2 separate regions of the Mus musculus genome follow, and region 1 is linked to region 2. A link is a loop called in an ENCODE intact Hi-C map of the cell type or tissue named here. Cell type or tissue: left cerebral cortex. All regions are shown on one strand. Links, peaks and the distances in the headings refer to the core of each region. The heading gives the core; the rest is flanking DNA.

What was found. Hi-C counts contacts between places; a loop is a spot of excess contacts. Peaks named below come from ENCODE experiments on the same cell type or tissue, not always from the same donor. Only the 100,000 strongest peaks of a DNase experiment are listed, where the experiment ranks them.
Region 1: a loop joins it to region 2, with 5 times the contacts of the local background. A loop is called at or near these places in 10 of 42 quality-filtered maps.

What each region holds. Positions count from the first base shown.
Region 1 is chr17:26,556,319-26,564,642 of GRCm38, reverse strand. Ergic1 (endoplasmic reticulum-golgi intermediate compartment (ERGIC) 1) reads right to left here and starts at 3,131. Exons shown (of 10, transcript NM_026170.3): 1 at 3,011-3,131. The coding sequence starts at 3,030. 1700049J03Rik (a long non-coding RNA gene) reads left to right here. Exons shown (of 4, transcript XR_001782188.2): 1 at 1-2,553. In left cerebral cortex, for the core only: no CTCF peak of the experiment used is centred there; DNase peaks (open chromatin) are centred at 2,077, 2,563, 2,708 and 3,188; H3K4me3 peaks cover 2,678 bases; H3K27ac peaks cover 2,124 bases.
Region 2 is chr17:26,504,510-26,512,833 of GRCm38, reverse strand. Dusp1 (dual specificity phosphatase 1) reads left to right here and starts at 4,362. Exons shown (of 4, transcript NM_013642.3): 1 at 4,362-4,877; 2 at 5,115-5,260; 3 at 5,630-5,849; 4 at 6,184-7,243. The coding sequence starts at 4,511. The coding sequence ends at 6,554. In left cerebral cortex, for the core only: CTCF peaks have their summits at 3,605 and 4,736; DNase peaks (open chromatin) are centred at 6,315, 6,509, 7,386, 7,535 and 5 more places; H3K4me3 peaks cover 4,196 bases; H3K27ac peaks cover 4,911 bases.

The DNA.
Region 1 (8,324 bases), core at 52-8,051, 52 kb before region 2:
CCGGACCTAGGTAACAAAAGCCAGTTCTGTGAGTTCAATGATCAGTATCAGTAAAACCGCTCAACGGGAACAAAGCAAACACGGTAATCATTTAAGGCTCAACCTCCGCCCTTAACCCCTAAAACTCAGAAAGGGCCAATTCAAGGATGAGGAGAGAGGGCCTTGGGATGCAGCTCTGTGGGAATTTGCTTAGCATGCACGAGTCCTGGGTTCTCCTCCAAGCACCAAAAACAGGAAAGAGGGATGCAGAATTCTCCACCAGCAGCTGGCACATGCAATCACACTGGACAAACTGGAGAGGTGTGTTTTGCCCAAGGGGGGACCTCTAGTCAAGTACCATTCCACCTGCAGACGCAACCACATACAAACTGGATATAAATCCTGGCCCTTAGGAGGTCAGATACTGATGAAAGGGAAGAGAAGATGGCAGAATTCGCTAATTACAGAGCAGGTGCCTCGGTCAAAGGGTACAATAATGGCGGCAGGCAGAGGACAGTGCTTGCTGGTCCCACATGCCACCTGGTCTCATGTGAGGATGTCGATCATACCCATTTCCTAGGCAGGAAAACACACCCAAGTTAGGAAGCTGGGTTCCCCTTGGTCTTGAACTGGTGGGAAATGGGGATGTTCTAATCACTGTACGCCCCCTGTGCTCCCCACTATTAAAAGGTTTGACAAAGTGGTGGCTTTTCAAGATTCCCCTTGTGCCCCAGAGCTAAGGCTTCAATGCCAATAGGCCAAACTCCGACTCCAGCTTTATCTATATCCATGCAAAGTGCTTTTGCCAGAGGGGTCACCCTCACCAGGGTTTAAAAGGAAGACTCATTCACTCTCTTCAGTGACAAAGGGATGGATGTCAAGTTTGCTTATATAGTGGCTACTCCTAGAACCCAGTCATGTGACACGTTCCCCCTCCCCCCCACACATGCAACACTCCTCTGGCAATTCCACAGGGTTGTGCCATATGCCACCCATCCCCTAATGATAGTCCAAGTGGCAGGTGGCTAAACACTGGGTACAACCCTCAGCAAGCCGATGAGTGGCCCTGTATGTGGTAAAGGTCTGTAGAACGGCGGAGCCTTCCTTCACAGTGAGTCCTAGAGCTCTGCTATGTCAACGTCTGAAAGAGAAGAAAGACATGGGCTGGACCCACAGCTCACCCTGCGTGAGGAGATCGAACGGTGGGGAATCCATTCTTACTGGTCTCCAGTGAGCCCCAGCAAGCAAGGACTTTCTCAACTGGCATTAGTGGGAACCCTGTGGCACCCGGGCACTCAGGGCCTGAGACACATCCAGAAAGCCCCAAGGCAGTAGCAGCCGAAAGTTGAGCGGTGTGCTCCTTAAATATCAATGCCTTAAACTAGTCAGTAATAAGCAGGCCCTGACAAGGCTAAAGCTGGCCCCAGCTGTTTTCCTTTTTTTTTTTTTTTCATCTCACCTGCCCCCAGCCCCCAAACTTCCAACTGGAGCCCAGATCTGCCCAGCCCTTCCAGCATGCAGGCGGGGCATGCAGGCGGGGCAGAGAACTGACAAGATGAAGTAACCAGAACAGTTACTTCTTTAACAAACTCAAAATCCCTAGGACTTGCAGAACCGTGTGGGGACAGGAGGGTTGGGACCCTTTCCGGTCAGCCCTGGGAGGTTTGAGGGGGGGGCCTGGATGTGCCCACTGCCCTTCTTTCTGCATGGGCACACTGTGGTAATGGGTGTCCCTAAAACTGGCTCAAAGCCCTCTCGGTTCAAAGCTACCATGGTCTGTATGCTTTTGTCTAAGCCCAGGTATGGACCCCGGGGCTACCTCAAGCAAGCAGGAAGCTGGTTTGCCAGATAGTACCAGTGCCCAGAGTGAGCTAAAAACCACTTTGGCTGGTTAAGAGGTCTGAAACCAATGTCCTCTCTGGGCCCTGACCCCAGGTTGCCCATATGCCACCACATGATCCGAATCTTGGGCCGTTTTTAGATTGGTTGTCACTCTGTTCTGCCTCTATACACATCAGTAAGAGGGGGAGGATGAGGGGAAACTGTGACCAATGGAGGAATACCCGTTCTCTGGCTGTGGGGAGCGCTCACAGATCTCCTCAGTCACAGATGCCCTACTTCTGAGTTCCATGTGATGGAGACTGGGTCAGGGGTGCCTTACAATCCCTGTCTTTCAGGTGGTGACCTTATTTTTAGTACCAATTTGCAAGAGGTGAAACCAATATTTTGAGCATGCCCAGACACCTGCTGGGGTTAGCCAGCTGAGCGGTGAGGGGCTGCACCCTAAGCCTTTGCTTCTAACATTGAGAATCTACTAAGCAGCTGGGTAGAGAGGTACAGCCAGGCTTCTAATCCTTTTGCTCCAAAGTATCCCAACAGCCCAGAGCATCTCAGAGCGTCTTATGTCAAGGGAATGTCTGGTGGGGAGGCCCTTCCCATGCAGGCTTCCAGAAGGCCTGGCCCTATACAATGGTGTTCCAGGAGGCAAAGAACCTTCTGCAGAACCTCGAGATCCCAGCATCCTCCTCTTCCCGCACTGTCCCCATGGCTTGCGGGAACAGGCCTCCACATCTGGTAGGTAGAGGATTCTCAGGCTCTGAAGAACTAAGCTTCTCCAACTGCTGCCAGATTGAATGGGGCTGCAGCCCTCAGATCCCACCGGGCAAAGCCAGGCGCGCGGCCCCACCTGTCAGCCAGGACAGGGTCCACTAGGGAAGACTGGGGAGAAAGCCTGAGGATGCCTGAGCTCCTTTTATTTGGGATTTGGGAGGAGATTTGGTTCCCAGGTTGGGGGAGGGGAATGAAAGATGTCAGGGGCAAGCTGGGGACACCGCGCCGTGGAAAACAGAGTGCGAGGGCTTGCCAGGGCTGCACGAGGGGTGGGGGTAGGGCTCGAACCCCGAGGAAGGCCGCGGTCCCCTAGGGCCTGCCGAGGCGTGCACAGTGCACCAGGGTCGCATTTGCACGTAACGGGGGGTGGGGGGTGGTCGTCGCCGGCTGCAGAGGGCCTCGGGCCCGGGGCCTCACTCACCTCCTGAAGTCAAAGGGCATCGTGCCGCCGAGCCGGTGGGAGCGTTGCAGGCCAGGCGGGCCGCAGCGCCGCGTGGGTCCGAGCCCGCTGCCAACGCCTCCTCGGCCGCCCCGCCCCCGCCAGCCTGCCCGACACTCGCCACTCGCCTCCCGCCGCCGGGAAGTGACGCTCCACGCAGCCCATTGGGCGCCGCCACATCCACCGGCCGCCCCTTCCGCCGCCCCATTAAAGGGGCCCGAGGGCCCGCTGAATGGGAAGGCCCGAGAGTGGGATGCTACCCAAGCCCAGGTCTCCAAGACTCCCGCTTTGGTTCTTTTTGGCCTCTGATCTTTTTTCCTAGCGTAAGTGGGGCCTCAGGACAAATCGCTCTGCCTCAGGCAGTGGGTTTTGTGCTTGTAAAACAAAGCCATTGCGTTGTGAAGATCAGAGAAAAATGCTACAAATTGCGGGTCCATGCTTGGTGCTAGTTCTGGGTGAAGGTTAAAACTGGGGGATGGGCAACGCAGTCCTAGATTGAGAAAGTCCACCCACCTCCCACCCATCCCTTGCTTCTTAGGAAAAGCCATCTGGCTCCCGAGATCCACCACCACCCCTTTCTCTATCTGTATAACTGTTAATCCCACTTTTCAACTTTTCATAGGTATCAAAGGAGGTAGTTGGGGCCCTGCTTTAGTGAACAGCCTGGCATCTAGTGACAGCTTCTCCACCTGTTAGAGTTGGGCTTAGCTAGCCACTTCTATCATCTTTCTTCGGGATTGATGCCAACCAGTACTCGTTGAGCATCTACCAACCTGAAGTCAGGAACTTGCAGGGTTATCCAGAGGCTCTGAGTTTGCACGGTTAGAAATGGTAACATACCGCTGATTGCCCCTAGGAGCCTCCATTCTCAGAAACACAGAAGTACAGAGGAAAACCTCCCTCAACTTGCTGGGCTAGAGGAGGAGGCAGCTGAACTCTAAACTTTTTGTGATTGGCTGGTCTTAGTTGTCAATCTGACATACCTGGAAGAGATTGAAGAAATGGCTCCACTACATTAGCCTAAGGGCTTGTATGTGTGTAAAGTTTTCTTAGTTCCTAAGTAATGATGTAGGAAGGCCCAGCCCTCTATGGGTAGCAACATTCCTAGGATGGGATCCTGGGATCAGAAAGCTACTGCATATGAGCAGTGGAGCCCATTAGCAGCCTTCCATCCTCCACAGGTCTCTGCTTCAGTTTCTGCTTCATGGTTCTTTTTTTTTTTTTTTTTTTTTTTTTTTTTTTTTTTTTTTTTTTTTTGTTTGGTTTTTTTGAGACAGGGTTTCTCTGTATAGCTCTGGTTGTCCTGGAACTCACTTTGTAGACCAGGCTGGCCTCGAACTCAGAAATCCACCTCCCTCTGCTGGGATTAAAGGCGTGCGCCACCACGCCCGGCCCTGCTTCATGGTTCTTACCTTGAGTACCTACTTACCCAGACTTCACTCCCTGAAGGGCGTGTGGATGTATGAGCCAGATAAACCCTTTGCTCCCAGAGCTGCTTTGGTGGGAGTTTATCACAGCAGAGAAAAAGCAAACTAGGACACCCATGTAGGGGAAATCTGACTTCTGAACTTCCCTGGGTTCTGCTGCTGATGCCTTCTTCAAAGCTGCGATTTAAGACAACAACTTAAGGAGAAAAGTGGGGATCCAAGTTCAAAAGGCAGGATGGGCAGGGAGGCAGTGTCCTGACATAAAAAGCTCCTTGGTTTCCTGAAGGATAAGCGGGCAGCAAGATTCAGGGTCTGCAGTGATGGGCGATTCCACCAGGTTCTTCTCTTTCTGACAACCGGAATCCCCCTTCCATTCATTCATCCATTCATTCATTATTCATTCATTCATTCGTCATTCATTCATTCATTCATTCAACAAACACCCGCACCCCATGCTCTTATGTATGGGAAATGAGAAAGTTTTAGCCAGTCCTGGAGCCTGGGAGCAGCAGAAAGAAAAAGCATCCTGGGACCTTCTGGAACCACTGGGTACAGATAAACCCAAAACAGAAGTTGTATGGTGTGGGCAATTGATCTCATGTCTTCCCTTTTTAGAACATGATCCAGAGACTAGCTCTTGGACATCTTGGGGACTATTCTCATCTTTAGCCCAGATTCTCCTAAAGAATCTCAGATGTGCCCTTGAGCATGATCAAGGATAACAATGCCCAGCAGAGTAAATGACGATAAGACTGCCTGAGCTGGGCAGTGGTGGCGCATGCCTTTAATCCCAGCACTCCAGAGGCAGAGGCAGGCGAATTTCTGAGTTCGAGGCCAACCTGGTCTACAAAGTGAGTTCCAGAACAGCCAAGGCTATACAGAGAAACCCTGTCTTGAAAAAACAAAAAACAAAAACAAAAAGACTGACTGGTGTTGGTATCTTTTACACAGAGAGAAAAAGCTCCCAGTTTTTGGCTGGATACATAGAAACTTGCATTTCACAGCTTCCCTTGCAGCTAGGCATGTCTATGTGATCAAGTTATTGAAATGCAGGGAGAAGGTGGCTTTAGGAAGAGTTGATGTATGCTCTTTGCCCTGTGTGTCGCTTTATGCAGCTGGCTGCCTAGAATGTGGATGCCACTATCTCAAACCACCAAATGGAAACCACATGGAACAAAGCAACAAGACAGAAAGAGCCCAGGTCTTATCACTCTGCCGTTCTATGTGTTTATATAAGACTGAAATAAGCATCCATCTTATTGGAACTACTGTTGTTTTGGATTGCTGAACGCTTACACTGGAACTCAGTGGTAACACTCACGTCCAGCCCAATCACCTGACTGCTCAAATAGTGCACAGAGAATTTGCCAGTCCACTATTACCTAATGTCCTACAATTTTCCTTGGGAGAACTTAACACAACTCAGGACTGGATTAACTGGCTAGTGACTGCACCCCCAATTTGAGTGGAGGTTTCCATAGCCACCCAGAGAGTTCTATGCCCCAGTATAGGGGAATGCCAGGGCCATTGGGGACCCTCTAGTCCAATGGATGACTGTGAGCACCCACTTCTGTATTAGCCAGGTACTGGCATAGCCTCTCAGGAAACAGCTATATCAGGCTCCTGTCCACATGTATAGGAGGCACATTTCTCTCTTTCCTTTCTTTCTTTCTTTCTTTCTTTCTTTCTTTCTTTCTTTTTGGTTTGGTTTTTTTTTTTTTCTTTTTGGTTTTTTTTTTTCAGACTCAGAAATCTGCCTGCCTCTGCCTCTGCCTCTGCCTCTGCCTCTGCCTCTGCCTCTGCCTCTGCCTCTGCCTCCTCTGCCTCTGTCTCTGCCTCCTCTGCCTCTGCCTCTGCCTCTGCCTCCTCTGCCTCTGCCTCTGCCCCTGCCCCTGCCCCTGCCCCTGCCCCTGCCCCTGCCCCTGCCCCTGCCCCTGCCCCTGCCTCTGCCGCCCAAGTACTGGGATTAAAGGCATGTGCCACCACTCCCCGGCTAGGAGGCACATTTCTACAGCAGCATGGTCACATGGTCTTCTCATAGGTCGGGGAGGATGGGAGTGGACTGACCTGCATGTACCTGCAGGGACTTTTGAGGTCTGGAAGCAAAGCGAGCTGCCCATCTCCTGTTAACCAACCTAGGAGACTGTGGGAGATGGAACAGAGGAAATCAGACATGTGGCACAAGATGTGGGACTACTCTAGACCTCTTTGAACATGGCAGCAGCTAGTAACAGTTGAGTTTGGGAACTACTGATATTATGGTACTTGTGGTGGTCAGTCTCCAGTGGTCTTCATCTGCCAGTAGCCCCAGTCTCTGAATAGTCACCTCCCATAGTGAATAGGTCTAGCCTGTGTAAGTCAACAGGATATTGTCAGTGTGACTCCTGAGGCTTAGTTTATTAGATATTTTCTTCATTTACACTTTAAATGCTATCCCATTTCCCGGTTCCCCCTCTGAAAACCCCCCCATCCCCTCCCCACCCTGCTCACTAACCCACCCACTCCCACTTCCTGGCCCTGGCGTTCCCCTATACTGGGGCATAGAACCTTCACAGGACCAAGGGCCTCTCCTCCCATTGATGACCAACTAGGCCATCCTTTGCTACATATGCAGCTAGAGCCACGAGTCCCACCATGTGTTTTCTTTGGTTGGTGGTTTAGTCCCAGGGAGCTTTGGGGGTACTGGTTAGTTCATAATGTTGTTCCTCCTATAGGGCTGCAAACTCCTTCAGCTCCTTGGGTACTTCCTCTAGCTCCTTCATTGGGGACCCTCTAGTCCAATGGATGATTGTGAGCATCTACTTCTGTATTAGCCAGGTACTGGCATAGCCTCTCAGGAAACAGCTATATCAGGCTCCTGTCAGCAAGCTCTTGTTGGCATCTGCAATAGTGTCTGGGTTTGGTGGTTGTTTATGGGATGGATCCCCGGGTGGTGCAGTTTCTGGATGGTCATTCCTTCAGTCTCTGCTCCACACTTTGTCTCTGTAACTCCTTCCATGGGCATTTTGTACCCCCTTCTAAGAAGGATCAAAGTATCCACACTTTGATCTTCCTTCTTCTTGAGTTTCATGTGTTTTGCGAATTGTATCTTGGGTATTCCGAGCTTCTGGGCTCACAGGCCTCTTTTTCTGGGGAAATCCCAGTACCATGCCTTAAGGATGCTTTCTCTCAGAGGGCTCCTGCCACAGCCAGGTGAGGAGCCCTCCAGGAAGTCTACTGACCCAGGTCACAGCCCAGAGTGCAGCCTGGCCCACACTTTAGCTCCAGTTCTAAGGGGACCCTGAGCCAGAATTCCCCAGCTAAATTGCTCCTAAATCTTGACCCCTAGAAACTATATCATAACAAGCATTTAAGCCACTGAATTGTGGGAAATCGGTTATACTGCAGTTAAGGGACATACACTGGCATTCTCTTTCCTCCCTCACCCCAGCCAGCCTGGACAAGCCACTTTTAGAGTCAGAGAAGTCTCTAGCTGGGTGACCTGGACGAGTTGTTGAAATGGCTATCTCCAGGCCTGAGCTAAAGTGTATTAAGTCCTTATACCTGTGGCAGATTGCCTGAGGCTGCACTACTGATTGTGACCTCAGGTCCTGGGGTCCTGGGCCATCCCCTCCCCCAGCGCATGGGCTAGATTTACTAGCTTGTGCCAAATGAATAGAACATCACATATTGATGTCGGTTCTGAGATGATGTTACAGAAGATAGCAGCTTCTGTCTCAGACAGAAACTCACTACCTCTTGGGTCAGTTACTTGGAGAAGGGAGCTGCCTGGCTGTGAGGCTGCCCTCCAGGGATGCCATGTGATAACTTGCAACTGAATCAACAGCATCCATGGGCATGTGATCAGTCAGGGACAGGTCGGCTCCAGC
Region 2 (8,324 bases), core at 71-8,070:
CTAAGGAAGAGGATGCAAGGAGCACTGACCCCTAAAGATAAGCACTGTTAGCTTGAACATGCAGCTGGTACCACACTGACTCCTTAGGATGTTCTGAACACAGTGTGACTTTGGACAAGTTGCTTAACCTCTCTGAGCCTCACTTCTCTCAAAGGAGGGGCCTGGATGACAGGACACAGCTGCTCAGCCCTCCCAGGCCTGATCAGAGAACTGTGTGCAACAGTTACACAATCGAGGCTGGCTCTGTTCTCATGCCTGAATGGGGCGGGTGACATTATCCTTGCCAATCCATCAGGGTGAGCCTTAAAGGTATCAGGGACAGGAGGGCCTGGGTCAGAAGACCTAAGTGGGTTCAAACTCTATCCAGGGCTGCTGCAGGCATCTCTGCTCTCTGAGGAAAGGTCCAGGCCATCTGGGAGCCAGCTTGCAGAAACTGAGGTCTCAGGAGATGAGTTGATATGGCCCTGTGCCAGGTCTGCATTGACAACTCCCAGCTGTCTGACCCTGGGCATGTCCCTTCTCTGAGCTTAGTGACCACCCCCTTCCAGGACTGTTGAGGTCAGGAGGTGGCACCTGTAAAGCACCTGGCACTGAAGAAACTCACCAGCATTCTTATAGACACTTTGCTATCTCACAGACTGTGGGCCTACTATGTGCTGGGCATTATTACCGCAGAGGAGAAAAACACAGGCCCTGCCCAGCATCCAGCAAATCTGCAGACTAGTGGCATAAGTCAGGGTTAAGTGGCTTCCTCACCATCAGTCTTCCAGAGCCTGGGAAGGAAAGGGAAAGCCAGCAAGACTCTTCATTTGCTTAGCTCCTTTGCTGGATCTGCAGGGGAGAAGAGTCTCCGGAAACTCAGAAGGCAGGGCCAGGCAGGGCAGTGTGAGCAAAGACGTGGGGGTGGGAGAGACCTAGAACATTCACGGAACACAGGCTCACGGGGTTTTCTTGGAATCCAAGAGCAAAATCAAAGCAAGTGGAAATCAGCCAGAAGGCTAAGAAGACTGGGGACCCACACTGGTGTGCTGCTGGATTTGGGGGTGGGGGTGGATGGGAGTCACAGAAGGTTGCTGAACAAGAAGCATCTTGTAGCTTGGATTTAGAATGTACCCCCAAAGGCTTATGTATGGAAGCCCTGGTCCCCTATAGCAGTGCACAGAGAGGAACTTTGGGAAAGTGACATTTATCTCATTAATGGATATGAGAGCGGCTCAAGAGTTTGAAGGACTACAAGGCAGAGGTAGAAACTGTAGGAGGGGGCCCACTGAAGGGAACAGGTCCTTGTGACTCCTTTGTCTTCCTCTTTGCTCTCCTTTGAACTCCCTACCACAATCTTCCTCACCACAGGCCCATTGTGATGCTCAGTAACCTTGGGCTGGCACCTCCACCCCCACCCCTTTTTATTTGTTTATTTGAGACAGGGTTTCTCTGTGTAGCCCCGGCTGTCCTGAACTCGCTCTGTAGACCAGGCTGGACTTGAACTCAGAGGTCTGCCTGCCTCTGCCTCTCAAGTGTTGGCATTAAAAGCATGAGCCAACACCAGCCGGCCTCCATTTCCCCTCCTAAGCTGTTTATCTCAATGGCATTAAGCTGACTGACCCTGGAGAGACAGGGAAAGGTCTCTGAACGAGGGAAGATGGTAGAGGGATATCACTCCTCCTCTGGCAGCAGCTCTTCTGCAGGGATCCCACCAGGACTTTCTCCTGCCATTCTATTTCATTCTAGATGGGCATTATACTCCGTTTATAGATATAGAAGCCGAGGCTCAGAAATAAGTCCTTTACCCAAGGTTACGGAGTAGACAGTGAGAAGGATGCACTTTCAGCCATTATTGGGAAGCCCCTCCCCTAGCCCCACCCCAACACCAAGACAAATCCAAATGAGAGGAACTGACAGGTTCATAGGCTGGTGCCAAGCCTGCACACCGACTGTCCCCACAGGTCCCGTATAGAAGCTGCTGCTTCTCGCCCAGTCACAGGGAGCTGTGGCATGGTAAAGTGAATGAGGAGAGGCCACACAGTTAAAGGGGAGAGGCAGGCTAAGTCTTTTGGCTGATTCTTATCACCCCCTGTGGCCTCTAACGTTGCTTGTTGCTTCTAAACACACCTGGAATGGGGAGGCTCTCAGGTCAGGGAGGCCTCTCCTAGAGTTGAAATCTACTGCCTCACACTGTCCCCGGCCCTCAGCAGCTAAGCCTCCAATGCAGCAGCAGCCTCTCTGGTTCTGCCCCAGAAACCAAGGCATCCTCACTACCTGGATTGTGACCTGCGGCGGCTATACCTTTGCTAACACTCTCTGAACGAGTGGATCTTAGTGTAAGTCTCTCTGGCACCTGGAGAGAGCTTTCTCTCAACTGGGGCTCCAAGCAATCAATGCCTATAGGTGTCTCTCAAGTCGCACCTGGCGTGATTCCCTAAGGTTCTGAAACACACAGCACATGGCCCATGTGATCCAAGCATCATTGTGTTGGGAAGGGAAAAACTGAGAGTGGGTGACTCACGGGAGGGGAAAGGTCTGGGTGTTCTGCCCCTTCTGCTTCACAAGGGAATGCCACCGAGTCACGCATGGTACCAGCTGTACTGAAACTACCTTGCAGGCTCATCCGGGAAGAGGATGGCTGGCTCCCCAACAGTCAACTGGCAGCAGTTCCAGCTCTTTAGGCTCCTTCTAGGAAGGGAAGAGGGCAGAACTCCACAGCGACCAGCAGACCTCTGACTTCAGTGCCCAACCATGCCACTGTACTCATATAAAAAGGTCTTTTTGAAAAGTTTGGGTAGAGAAGGGTATAATGAATGGCCTTGCAAAAACAAAAATAAAAGGAAAATTTGAAGTTGGTATGCAGTTTGAAAAGGCAGCAGCTGTAACATTTTATGATTCAATGCAAAAAATATGTTGAGGTCCTCAGCTGAATAAGTAGAATAAACAAATAATTTTTTTCTTTCTGTCGCTCTTCTGAGATGTAGGGAGGGTGGTGTTATCTGAAGATTTCTTTGCTGTTCTTTTAGGATCAATGCTCAAAGGAATGTAAAAACGCCCTTTAAAAATAACGTATTCTGAATTTACAGAAGAATCTAGGCAGAGCGCAAGAGCTAAGAGAGGCCAAAGCGGACGTTGCTGGGCAAAGACACATGGTAGTAAGACACCTCCCCTTGCAAAGAGGAAGAAACCGCAGAATGTTCCTGACTCGGCACCCCTTCAGAGTGGTGCAATGTTTATGTTTGTGTATCCAACTCCGTGGTGTTGCGGCGGACTCACTGCCTACCCTGTAGTCATGGAGTTTTGTGGAAGGACACACACACACACACCATTTCGGTCTTCCCAGGTGTGATGAGTACAGTTTGTCCCACAGAGTGGCGGATTCAAGGCTCTTGGCCCTGAGTCCTTGGTGTGCTCAGCTTCTGTTCAGTGGAGATGAAAGGCACGAGGGCAGATGCCTTTAATCCTTAGTAAGTCAGGGACAGGAGGATCTCTATGAGTTCAAGACTAGCCAGAGCTACACAGCAAGATCCTCTCTGAAACAAACAAAACAAAACAAAAGAAAGTTGTGTTGGGGGACAGAGGAGCAGCGGCTAGCAGCATCCTCTTGATGCCACGCGACGACAATGTTCTGGGCCGTCCCTAGGCGGCGCTGTGGAGCTCTACCCAAGTCTCCCCCACCCCACCCCCCCAACCCCAATGTTAAACCTGGGCTCCAAAGATCTTGCAACCCTCCTCCCTTTGCTCCAAGTAAGTCCTCTAGGGACCACCGCGGTAAAGATAACACTCCGGGGTGGGGGGTGGGAACTAACTGGAAGCATTCCCTTGTTCAGCGTAAAACTTTTAAAGTGACATTCAAGAAGGACGTCTCAACTCTCGCCATTTGTCCTCGGTATAGCCAGAGGGCTATAGACCGAATTAGTCATCTCTCACTACCCACTCCCCTTTCCCGCTCAGCTCGCCACGCCCACCACTCCAGCAGCCAGAGCCGGGCCAGCTGAGAACGTGATACCAGGAGTGGCCCCGCTCGTTCGGCGGAGACCCGCGGAGGGGAGCAGGGCAGGTGTCCTCAGGCCGCGCGTCCTGGCCACCCGGGCTGGCAGCGCGCCGTCCTGCCTGCGAGCCCAGAGGACAGGAGGGTGGGGGCCGGGCTGCGAGCCAGCGCTCAGAGCCGAGAGGCTCCTAGGCCGATGACGTCTTTGCTTTTGGCTTTGGCGGCGCCAAGCTCGGTAGGGCGGGTGACGTCACCGCCCGGTCACGTGTCTGCCATTCAAACAAACAAACCGTTCTCCCCCACCCCCACCCCACCCCCCGCTTCTGTGCCGCGCCCGGGACCGCCCCCGAGAGGCTACATAAAACCGCGCTCCGTCGGACGAGCGCGCAGTGAAGGACTGGCGGGAGGAAAGCGCGGTGAAGCCAGATTAGGAGCAGCGAGCACTTGGGGACTTAGGGCCACAGGACACCGCACAAGATCGACCGACTTTTTCTGGAGAACCGCAGAACGGGCACGCTGGGGTCGCTGGGGCTGGCCATGGTGATGGAGGTGGGCATCCTGGACGCCGGGGGGCTGCGCGCGCTGCTGCGAGAGGGCGCCGCGCAGTGCCTGTTGTTGGATTGTCGCTCCTTCTTCGCTTTCAACGCCGGCCACATCGCGGGCTCAGTGAACGTGCGCTTCAGCACCATCGTGCGGCGCCGCGCCAAGGGCGCCATGGGCCTGGAGCATATCGTGCCCAACGCTGAACTGCGTGGCCGCCTGCTGGCCGGAGCCTACCACGCCGTGGTGCTGCTGGACGAGCGCAGCGCCTCCCTGGACGGCGCCAAGCGCGACGGCACCCTGGCCCTGGCCGCGGGCGCGCTCTGCCGAGAGGCGCGCTCCACTCAAGTCTTCTTTCTCCAAGGTACGCTCTAGCTCTGGCAGGACTTATGCCATCAGCTAGGGAAGGGGCGTCCCACCTGGAGTATGGGGGCGCCGGCGTCCAGTCTCCAGGGGCTTGTCAGTGGCTTTGTTTCACTCCCATAACAAAGACTTCCTTAAGCCTTCCTTGTAAACTCGCAGCCCCTGGTGGGTGAGTGGCTTGTCTCCAGGTACTGTGTCGGTGGTGCTAATGAGAAAATATGTACCTTTGTATTCTCAGGAGGATATGAAGCGTTTTCGGCTTCCTGCCCTGAGCTGTGCAGCAAACAGTCCACCCCCACGGGGCTCAGCCTCCCCCTGAGTACTAGTGTGCCTGACAGTGCAGAATCCGGATGCAGCTCCTGTAGTACCCCTCTCTACGATCAGGTTAGTAGGAGTCCGGGTCCATGCAGGGCAGGGAGGTGGCAGAGCTGGCAGAGGTCTAGGAGGATTGTGCCAGGAGGATATAGAAAGCGGCTGCAGCTTTATTTATACTAGCGGGGACACGAGGATCTTTAGTCCATCATGAAGCAATTGGATGGAGCTGAGTCTCCCAGTTGCTGGCACGGAAGAGCTTGTTGGCTCTGTCCAGGCCAATGGGCTTGATTCTTTACGAATATTTTAATATGTCAACAGCAGTGCTGAGGTCACCAGTTTCAGAAACTCCCGTTTTCAGCGGGGAGTTTTTGTGGGCATGGGTACTGGTGCTCACGCTGGACGAGCTTGACGAATGCTGGACTGTTTTTTTGACTTCAGGGGGGCCCAGTGGAGATCCTGTCCTTCCTGTACCTGGGCAGTGCCTATCACGCTTCTCGGAAGGATATGCTTGACGCCTTGGGCATCACCGCCTTGATCAACGTCTCAGCCAATTGTCCTAACCACTTTGAGGGTCACTACCAGTACAAGAGCATCCCTGTGGAGGACAACCACAAGGCAGACATCAGCTCCTGGTTCAACGAGGCTATTGACTTCATAGGTAAATGGAATAACTATCTGGAACCTCTGCTTCTGTCCCTACTGTAGCCACTGAGCCCAGTCTTTTGGGTGGCAGCTTAAATGATCCTCACCCAAGCCTTCCTCCTCACTGAGACTCAGTTGAACTGACTGTCTTGTCCAGGATTATAAGTGTAGATACCCAGTCCGGGTTTAAATCCCCTGCTATCCTTTGCATAGTATACACATAGGGTCTGCATGACTGCAAGAGGCAGACCCTGGCCATTTCTGGACAGGACACAAGACATTTCTTAGCCATCCTTGATCTGGGCTCAGCTGTTCTGAGTTTTTGAGTAACCCATAACTTTATTTTCCAGACTCCATCAAGGATGCTGGAGGGAGAGTGTTTGTTCATTGCCAGGCCGGCATCTCCCGGTCAGCCACCATCTGCCTTGCTTACCTCATGAGGACTAACCGGGTAAAGCTGGACGAGGCCTTTGAGTTTGTGAAGCAGAGGCGGAGTATCATCTCCCCGAACTTCAGCTTCATGGGCCAGCTGCTGCAGTTTGAGTCCCAAGTGCTAGCCCCTCACTGCTCTGCTGAAGCTGGGAGCCCTGCCATGGCTGTCCTTGACCGGGGCACCTCTACTACCACAGTCTTCAACTTCCCTGTTTCCATCCCCGTCCACCCCACGAACAGTGCCCTGAACTACCTTAAAAGCCCCATCACCACCTCTCCAAGCTGCTGAAGGGCAAGGGGAGGTGTGGAGTTTCACTTGCCACCGGGTCGCCACTCCTCCTGTGGGAGGAGCAATGCAATAACTCTGGGAGAGGCTCATGGGAGCTGGTCCTTATTTATTTAACACCCCCCTCACCCCCCAACTCCTCCTGAGTTCCACTGAGTTCCTAAGCAGTCACAACAATGACTTGACCGCAAGACATTTGCTGAACTCGGCACATTCGGGACCAATATATTGTGGGTACATCAAGTCCCTCTGACAAAACAGGGCAGAAGAGAAAGGACTCTGTTTGAGGCAGTTTCTTCGCTTGCCTGTTTTTTTTTTTCTAGAAACTTCATGCTTGACACACCCACCAGTATTAACCATTCCCGATGACATGCGCGTATGAGAGTTTTTACCTTTATTTATTTTTGTGTAGGTCGGTGGTCTGCCTTCACAAATGTCATTGTCTACTCATAGAAGAACCAAATACCTCAATTTTGTGTTTGCGTACTGTACTATCTTGTAAATAGACCCAGAGCAGGTTTGCTTTCGGCACTGACAGACAAAGCCAGTGTAGGTTTGTAGCTTTCAGTTATCGACAGTTGTATGTTTGTTTATTTATGATCTGAAGTAATATATTTCTTCTTCTGAGAAGACATTTTGTTACTGGGATGACTTTTTTTATACAACAGAATAAATTATGACGTTTCTATTGAGCTCTCCGTGCTTTCTTTGGTGACCCCACTCTTGAGCAAGTGGCACAGGGAAGCAGTGGACCACTGTTGCCAACGTGGGTGGGGCTGGAGTCTGCTCCTTTTGGTTGACCCATGGGTTCCGAGGGAGGAATGCAGAAGAACTGTGTGAAGCACTAGGAGAACTGTGTGAAGCACTAGGAGAACTGTGTGAAGCACTAGGAGAACTGTGTGAAGCACTAGGAGCTATGTGAAGCACTAGATCTTAGCAGAGGGTCCTTTAACATGCACAGGCAATGCCATGCCACCCAGGGAACCTGAGTGTCTGCAGAAGCATTTACCTGAATTACCTTCTTTTATTAATCTCTTCCTTAGGAGTCATGGGCAAGATCTCCCCTTCCTGAACTATGTGCAGAATCCCTGGATTAATGCGTTCTCAGGATATACAAAGCTTGGGAGGAGCCGACCCTCAGAGAGGCTCAGGTGTTAAGCAGAGGAAGATGGGAGGCTCTGAGAGCTGAGCAACTGAGCAGGGAATTGGGAACTGTGCTTTGCTTTCTAATCCTATGGCCTTTAAACTTTGTCGCTTGTCTATATCATATGTGTGTGTGTGTGTATCCTTGAACAAGGCTTTTACATCTTTAAAAATAATGCATCAAATAATAATAATAAAAGAACCCAAGCTCTATATGCATGTACAGGGAAGAAATAACTTGCACTCCCTCTTACTTTTTGGAGGGTTTGTACAACGACCTCTACATAGAAATATCATTTTTGGCAGCTGTCTCCTTCAGGTCACTTGCTGTTCTTCATAACTGTGTTTTAGACATAGGCAATTAAGTCACACTTGCTGCAGGGCAGGACTCCGAATTTTCCCTCTTGCCAAGCAGACCAAGGCTGAGAAGGTATAATTGACTACCGAGCGATAATCTGATCTGTAATGTCGAATGAAGTAACAGCAAAGCCCTCGGGTTCGGGCCCCTGGGTGCCTGCTCTTCTGCAGCTCATTTGTGGACTAAGTGCTGTGTGAAGTGGAAGAGGAAACATCCCATTCATCTTGACTGGTGCCATGGTCCTCACCCAGCCCCATTGTTCAAGTCTTGAC